Regions from separate parts of the Homo sapiens genome. Here region 2 is linked to region 1. The links are chromatin contacts, found by Hi-C or POLR2A ChIA-PET in ENCODE. All regions are on one chromosome and are shown on one strand. Each heading gives the region's core, a stretch centred on a gene start or an enhancer-like site at or near the end of the contact. The rest is flanking DNA. Distances are from core to core; before and after follow the strand shown. Region 1 holds the start of IFT20 (intraflagellar transport 20). Region 2 holds the start of SLC46A1 (solute carrier family 46 member 1).

What was found. A loop is a pair of places that touch in the nucleus more often than their neighbours do. ChIA-PET counts read pairs that join two places held with the same protein, here RNA polymerase II (POLR2A). Pooled maps may share reads with other maps.
Region 2: a loop to region 1 is called in a map of PC-9, with 4 times the contacts of the local background. The contact joins the promoter of SLC46A1 here to the promoter of IFT20 in region 1. A Hi-C loop is called at or near these places in 8 of 168 maps with a recorded cell type or tissue (HL-60/S4, IMR-90, MCF 10A and 5 more), 4 of 37 single-sample maps with no recorded cell type and 13 of 50 pooled maps. POLR2A ChIA-PET finds 5 or more read pairs at or near these places in 18 of 52 experiments (A549, BJ, CD4-positive, alpha-beta memory T cell and 14 more).

What each region holds. Positions count from the first base shown.
Region 1 is chr17:28,333,379-28,337,233 of GRCh38, reverse strand. IFT20 (intraflagellar transport 20) reads left to right here and starts at 1,762. Exons shown (of 5, transcript NM_001267776.2): 1 at 1,762-1,894. It overlaps TNFAIP1 (TNF alpha induced protein 1), which reads right to left and starts at 1,473. Exons shown (of 7, transcript NM_021137.5): 1 at 1,378-1,473. RefSeq lists silencers at 1,331-1,380, 1,874-2,065 and an enhancer at 1,421-1,950.
Region 2 is chr17:28,404,902-28,408,756 of GRCh38, reverse strand. SLC46A1 (solute carrier family 46 member 1) reads left to right here and starts at 2,545. Exons shown (of 5, transcript NM_080669.6): 1 at 2,545-2,870; 2 at 3,289-3,855. The coding sequence starts at 2,643. RefSeq lists enhancers at 1-390, 3,531-3,855 and silencers at 2,364-2,703, 2,904-3,063.

The DNA.
Region 1 (3,855 bases), core at 513-3,012:
ATATGATCTGACTTGCTTGTAGTGTATTTTGAAAAGATAACTTGCTGCTGGGTAGAGAATGAATTGTAAAGGTGCAAGAGAGAAAGTGGGAAGACCAGAGGAAGCAGTAGTCTAGGCAAGAAGAGATGATGGCAGCCTGGACCACATTGGTAATAATGGAGACAGAAAAAAAGTGGAATGATTTCACCGAATGCTCATCACATGCAGGAGTTTACAGTTGCTCATGCCTTGTAAGTGCAACCCAGAAGCAGGGCACTGGTTTCCCAAGTTTACCGCTGTGTTCCCCTAATGGTGCTCAGCACAATGCCATGCACATTTTAAGTATTTAACATACGTCAGTTTGTTAGACTGAAATTGTCCCTGAAAAGATTTAGGTAAGTCCCTGGGAAGAATGTCCAAGGAAGTGGACAGCCAGCGTGGGTGCTGTGTGAAGCAGTGAATTCCTTTGGCGGCTTGTCTGGGAGACTCTTTCATTTGCCACAGGGGTTGGGTATGGGAGGTGAGCCCTCACCAGGAGGTTGCCAATGACTAAGAAACACTAGAATGGTATGAGATCACCTTCCCTTTTCCCGCCCACCTCAAAGGAATAAATCCACCTCTCTAACAGGTATTAGCAAGTTCCCTGTGTATTTTGTGTCTAGTCCTAGTTTTCCCAGGATCAGAGAAAGCACACATACATGTTCTGCCAATGCAAAGGAGCTCAAAGGATAGGCCTGCCAAGAGAGGTCGGCGGATCCAGAGCTAATCTCTTCCTTTCCTACAAAGCAATTGCTTTGAGCCCCTGGATGACGTCAATCACATTCCGCCCAGACCAATGGGTTCCAGGAATTCTGTGGCAGGTGACGCCCCAGAAAGTAATTCCAGTGAGAATGAAGTTTCCACTGATAGCCACAGTGCTCTTCCTTCCGCACTTTGTGTGTGGATATTTGGGGATGCCCGGGGCTAAGGGCGGATCCGTGGCTCACGCAACGAAGCTAATGGGAACCCAAGCACAACAAAGGGCAAACAGCCGCGGAGGTGGAAAGAGGAGGGGTCTAAAAGGAAGAAGGACCCAGAAATCCGTCAGACACGGAGGACGGCGGGAGGAAAGCTGAGGGCTAGAGTGGCGGATCTAGCAGAAACCCTAGGTGTAAAGGTTAAGCGTCACCCAAAAAGTCCTGGGAAATGTGGCCGGTGTGGGCTCTTCTCTAGCCCGGACCACTCCTCACTACCGAGAAACCCACACCGGTTCTCACGCCCACCCTCCGTGGGAGATCGGAGCTCTCCATCTCCCCTACGCCGCCCGCGCCTTTTCCCCCAGGACCCGGCCGGGCTCGCTCTACTCCAGCAGGGGCCGTCCATCCCTTCCCCGAGGGCATCGGCGGGCCCGGCTCTCACCGTCCCCGGGGGCGCCTCTCCTCTCAGCTGGGTGGCCAGCGGACTCCGAGCCGCCCCTAGCCTGCAGCCGCCTGCCCCTCAGCAGTCCCAAGCTGTGAGCTCACATCCTGCGCTCGTCGACTCCGCCCGGAGTGCTGCCCAGCCCAGCCGGCTGGGGAGCCTGAGACTACAAGTCCCTGCATGCATAGCGCTCTATCCGGGAAAGGGTGGAGGCGGAATCCCCCGAGGGTCTTCGCGGAGAGAGCAGAGCTACTTCTGGCCGCCTTGCCGGCGCTAAGGCTTCTGGGTCTTGTAGGCCGGGCCTCCCCTCGGGCCTCTGTTTCCCAGCAGGCTCTGTGGAATGGGGGCTGTAAGTGCTTCCGGAGTCAGGAAGGTAGTGACGTCATAGGTAAACAGGCTCTGTATCCGTGGCAGCGGCCGTGGCAGGCTGGCTGGGTACCGGCTGTCGCTGACCCAGGAGAAGCTGCCTGTCTACATCAGCCTGGGCTGCAGCGCGCTGCCGCCGCGGGGCCGGCAGGTAGGCTGACCTCGGGTCGGGGGACGCGGGCGGACCAGGGGCGAGAGGAGCCTGACAGGCCCGCGTCCTGAGGAAAGGCAGTACCGGGCGGGGAGAGACGTGGGAATTCCGCCCCACTCTCAGGGGGGCGCTTTCACACCCAGCTTAGGCCTGGAGTTTGATGCGTTGATGCTTGCCACGATCTTACGAGGAAACTGCGGCTCGGATAAGTTCGGGGAGTTTACATAGTAAAGAGTCGGCTCGCAGTGCCTCGCATGCATCTGGGAGAGCCGGGGCGCAGAAAGTATGCCACCGCCTCATGCTCAGGGAGCTTAGTCCCAGCTCTTGGGCCAGGTGTTGCTCAGATGCTCAGACACGCGTGTGATGGGAGTTGGTAGATAATCTGTGAACTCTTTCCCTGCACCTCTTCTTCCATCTTACCTATCTCTTTAAGCCAGCCCTTCCAATCAGATAGGTGGGCCAAGCCAGATTCATGGGAGTCATGCCTGACTTGTTTTTCTCTTATCCCCAAACCCCCACATTCAGTCAGTCCATTGCTAAGCCCCATCACCTCGACTTACAAAACATCTCAACTCGGAACACTTGTGTTCGGCTGCCAGCCTTGGTTACTGCAATAGTCTCCTGTTTCCACGGTCATTCATTCCACAAACATTTACTGAGTGCCAGTTATGTGTGGGCACCATGCTAGGTGCTAGGGTTAGAGTGATGAACAAGAAGGTACTTGGGGCTTTGCCCTCTCTTGTTCCCTCCAATCGGTTCTCTCAGGCTGAGCAAGAGTGATCTTTCTAAGTCTGATTTTGTTGGTCTGCTGAGAACCCGCTGGCTGTCCCATTACCCTTCTGATAAAATCCAAGCTCATGACTGCGTCTTTCAGAGCCTTCGGTGATCCAGCTGTTGTCTCCCTGTCTAGCCTCATTCTGTTCCCTTCTCTTGCTCAGTCTCTGTTCTCGGAATGCATCAAATTTCCTGTTGCCTCAGGATCTTCACATACGTGTTTCCTTCTGCCTGCAATGCCTTGCTTCCCCTTTCACTTGACATACTTTTGGACAGTCTTTAGGTCTGTTTAAGTGTCATTTTTTTCAGAAGGCCTCTGTTGGCCCTCCCCTCCAAGTCCGCCCCCCATGAACTGTGTCCTCCTGCAGCACTTCACACAGCACCATGTACTTTTCCTTATAGTAATATCACGATTTGTGATTATTTCTTTACCATCTGTCCAGAGGCATTGTTTTCACTAGTCTGTCCCCAGAGCAGGGACTGAGTGGATGTTTCTGAATAAATGCATGCTCTCAGGGAAGGGGGTGGAAGTTGAAGCAGATATTTGCTCCCTCATGTTACTTCAATCTTTCTGGAGCAGCTGGTCAGATTAATGACCTGTAGCTGCGAAAGACAGATTTTTTGGTTTTTTTTTTGAGACAGGGTCTCACTCTGTTGCCCAGGCTGGAGTGCAGTGGTGTGAACACGGCTCACTGCAGCCTCCACCTCCTGGGCTTAAGCGATCCTCCCAGCTTACCCTCCCAAGTAGCTGGGACTACAGGCACCTGTCACCAGGTCTGGCTATCTTAGAAATCTTTTGTAGAGACGGTATTTTGCCACATTGCCCAGGCTGGTTTCAGACTCCTGTGCCCAAGTGATCCTCCCACCTCAGTCTCCCAAAGTGCTGGGATTACAGGCATGAGCTACTGCACTGGCCAGATCTTTTTAAAAAGCCCTATTTTAAGGAAGCTACAGATGAACAAAATGCTTCAAAAGGATGATGCTAGCTCACTTACATCAGTGGATTCCAGTGAGGCCAAAGGCCAGAGTCGTCTACAGACAGCTCATAGACATGTATTAGTTGGCCCATGCAGTGTTGGATGTGGGTTTTCCCCCTTACTTAAAATTTTTGGATTACATACCAACATTGAGGTACTGGATTTCTGGTCATCTTAAAAACCAGAAGTTCTGGAAACAGTGAGACTTGA
Region 2 (3,855 bases), core at 1,296-3,795, 71 kb before region 1:
TTGAGACTGAGAGTTCATTCAGCGATCGTCTTTTGAGCATCTACCACACGCCAGGCACTATTCTAGATGCTGGGGATATGGTAGTGATGAAAAAACAAAGTCCCTGCCATCATGACCTCTAGTAAAGGGAGATGGACAACAAAGAAACCAGAAAGTTATAATTCAGATGGTGATAAACACTATGGAAAAAAATGAAACAGGGTAAAGGATTAGGGAGTGCCAGGAAGCAAGGAAGGAGGGAAGTTGCTTATATAGGAGGGTCAGGTGACATTTTAGTGGAGACTTGAAGGAAGTGAGGGAGCCGGCCAGGCAGATATCCAGAAGAGCATTCTAGGTAGTAGTTACCGCAAGTGTAAAGGCCCTAAAGCAGGAGGCCAGCATGGCTTGAGCACAAGGATTGAGGGGGACAAAGCAGGGGAGAGGGACAGAGAAGAGGTAGGTGGCCTTAGGGCTCTCATAAGGACTTGGCTCTCACTGAGCGAAATGGAAAGCCCAGGATGGTTTTGAGCAGGCCAGTGACCTGATTGCAGCTGTTTTCAAGGAGTTAGAAAAGACCTCTACCCTAGTGGGTACTGCAGGCTCTGGCTCTGGGATGAGCCACACCCTGTCCCATTCCTGATGAGGGACCTTGGCCTCTCCTAGCCTTAGTTCTTTATCTAAGAAATAATTCCAAGGATTTAGCCAAGTACCCCTCCCTCACTGCAGCTGACCTAACTGGGCCAAGCTTTTGTGTAAGTGGTAGGGAGGAGTTGGAAGGGGAGGGAGGAGAGTGGAGCCAATCCAGAGGCTTGAATGTTTAATGTGGAATTTCCTCTCTCTAGGGGACCACAGGTGGGGGCAGCTTGCAGGGGGAGGTTATTCAGTTCACTAGTATCTAGCCAGCACCTACCCATCCTGAGTCTCGGACTCCTGGCTCAGGGGAGGTGGGGTAGCTAACAAGCTCCAACAGGCCCAGGCACAGTCACAGTGGCCAGAATTGGAGCCATCCATCCTCCCAAGAATCAGGCCTGTCAGGACCTGCCTCCAGAAACCCACTCAGCTGCTCTGTTCTCAGGGAAGGTGGCCTTTCCTGATTCTGCTCCCCCTACCTCCAGCCCCTGAATTAGCACCCTTGGAGTTCAAAACTATTTTCCACGGTTGGAATTTTGTATCAATTAGTAGGATTCTTTGACTATTTTTCCTCTCCCACCATTCTAGAAACTAACGGGCCTGGTGAGGGCTTTGTCTATTTCCTTTCCTGTTGTGGTCCCGGAGTCCCCCAGCACAGTGCCTGGCACGTAAGGGGCACTCAGTAAATGAGCTGAATGAATGAAAGATAGGGGAGTAAGGAAGGTAATGCTGTTCCTTTTTACAGGCAATAAAACAGAGGCCCAGACAGGGTCTGACCTCCTCAGCAGCAGAGCAGGTGACTGCCTTCTGGCCTAATTCCTATAATGGGAGCCACCCAGGAGCATAGGTTCACACCCAAGGACCTCCCAGGCCCTCCCCCATCTTCTCTAAGGGAACTGCAGAGCCAGGCCCTGCCTGACCCCAGAAACAAGACTAGTTTCCCAGGAAAAGATCCTAGGGCAGGAGTGGAGCAAGTGACAGCTTGTTTTTTATTTTATTTTTATTTTATATTTTTTGAGACAGGGTCTTGCTCTGTCACCCAGGCTGGAGTGCAGTGGTGCGATCTCAGCCCACTGCAACCTCTGCCTCCTGGGCTCAATTGATCCTCCCACCTCAGCCACCCGAGTACCTGGGACTACAGGTATCTGCTACTACGCCTGGCTAATTTTTGTGTATTTTTTGTAGAGACAGGGTTTTACCATGTTGCCCAGATTGGTCTCGAACTCCTGGGTTCAAGCGATCCATGCGCCTCAGCCTCCAAAAGTGCTGGGATTACAGGTGTGAGCCACCACTCCCAGACGTGACAGCCTGTTAATAGCAATAATAGCACTTTGAATATACCAGACACTGCTTTTCCACAACTTTTTGAGACATGTTTTGTTAGCAACTCCATTTTACAGATGAAAAAACAGAGGCTCAGGGTGGTAAGTGGCATGCCGAAGGTAGTGGCAGAGCCTAGGTGCTCCAACCCAGGCAGCTGGGCTCAGCCCACTCCGATCCTCTCCAGCTGCCTCTCTGTTACAGCGCAGAACATCAGCAGCATCAGGAGTCATGTGCTCTTCCAGCTCTGCCTTGAGTACCCGATGACCTCGTTTCCTCAGCGGTAGATAGCGATGGTTAATATTGGCTAGCCTGTAGAGTTATCGGGAGACCAACGCACAAAAAGGGTTTAATACCGTGCCCAGCACATAGTAAGTGGTCAATACATGTTAATTGTTGATATTCTTGTTATCTGTGGTGTGTCTGGGCCGGGAGGGAGGGCTGCAGGGCGGTGTCTACGCACACTTTACAGGTGAGGTCATCCCGCGGGCTGGGGGTGCCGGGCCCCTCGCTGGCCCACGCCCAGCCAGGTGCACCCGCGGCGAGAGTCCGGTGGCCTCAGGTCACAGGCCCCTCCCCGCCGGACATTTAAGGAGGGACGCCGGGCGCAGGCGCAGACAGCGCAAGCCCCACGCCACGCGTCGCTGGTCCCAGGCAGCGAGTCGCTCGCGCGCCCCGCCGCCCGCCTGGCGACAGCTCCGCCGCGCACGCACATGGAGGGGAGCGCGAGCCCCCCGGAAAAGCCCCGCGCCCGCCCTGCGGCTGCCGTGCTGTGCCGGGGCCCGGTAGAGCCGCTGGTCTTCCTGGCCAACTTTGCCTTGGTCCTGCAGGGCCCGCTCACCACGCAGTATCTGTGGCACCGCTTCAGCGCCGACCTCGGCTACAATGGCACCCGCCAAAGGGGGGGCTGCAGCAACCGCAGCGCGGACCCCACCATGCAGGTAGCGGGGCGGCGAGGAGCCTGGCAGGTGGAGGGCCCTGGTCTGGAGCGTGGGGGCAGCGGAGGGGCGGGGCCTGCGTAATGGTAGTGGCGGGTAACTGGAGGGAGGGTGCATTTTGGATGGTGGGCGGGACCAGAGCAAAGGGGCCTGACCGAGAACCTCAGCGGGTGGGATGCGAAAAGCTGAGCTAAAGTCTGGCCTTGCAGGTTAACAAAAGGGGGGGGAAAGGAAAGGGAATGGGGCCTTGGTCCATGTCCTTCCCCCTCTCCACTGGCAGATTTTGAAAGCTGTGCTAAGATTCTCTGAGGTTTAGGGCTCCAAAGGAAGTCCTCATCCCTGTAGCTCCCGGGATGGCGAGGATTTGGGGATTGTGGAACCCAGAGTGAGGAACCGCACCCTGGTCATTGTGCCCCTACAGGAAGTGGAGACCCTTACCTCCCACTGGACCCTCTACATGAACGTGGGCGGCTTCCTGGTGGGGCTCTTCTCGTCCACCCTGCTGGGAGCTTGGAGCGACAGTGTGGGCCGCCGCCCGCTGCTAGTGCTGGCCTCGCTGGGCCTGCTGCTCCAGGCCCTAGTGTCCGTTTTTGTGGTGCAGCTGCAGCTCCACGTCGGCTACTTCGTGCTGGGTCGCATCCTTTGTGCCCTCCTCGGCGACTTCGGTGGCCTTCTGGCTGCTAGCTTTGCGTCCGTGGCAGATGTCAGCTCCAGTCGCAGCCGCACCTTCCGGATGGCCCTGCTGGAAGCCAGCATCGGGGTGGCTGGGATGCTGGCAAGCCTCCTCGGGGGCCACTGGCTCCGGGCCCAGGGTTATGCCAACCCCTTCTGGCTGGCCTTGGCCTTGCTGATAGCCATGACTCTCTATGCAGCTTTCTGCTTTGGTGAGACCTTAAAGGAGCCAAAGTCCACCCGGCTCTTCACGTTCCGTCACCACCGATCCATTGTCCAGCTCTATGTGGCTCCCGCCCCAGAGAAGTCCAGGAAA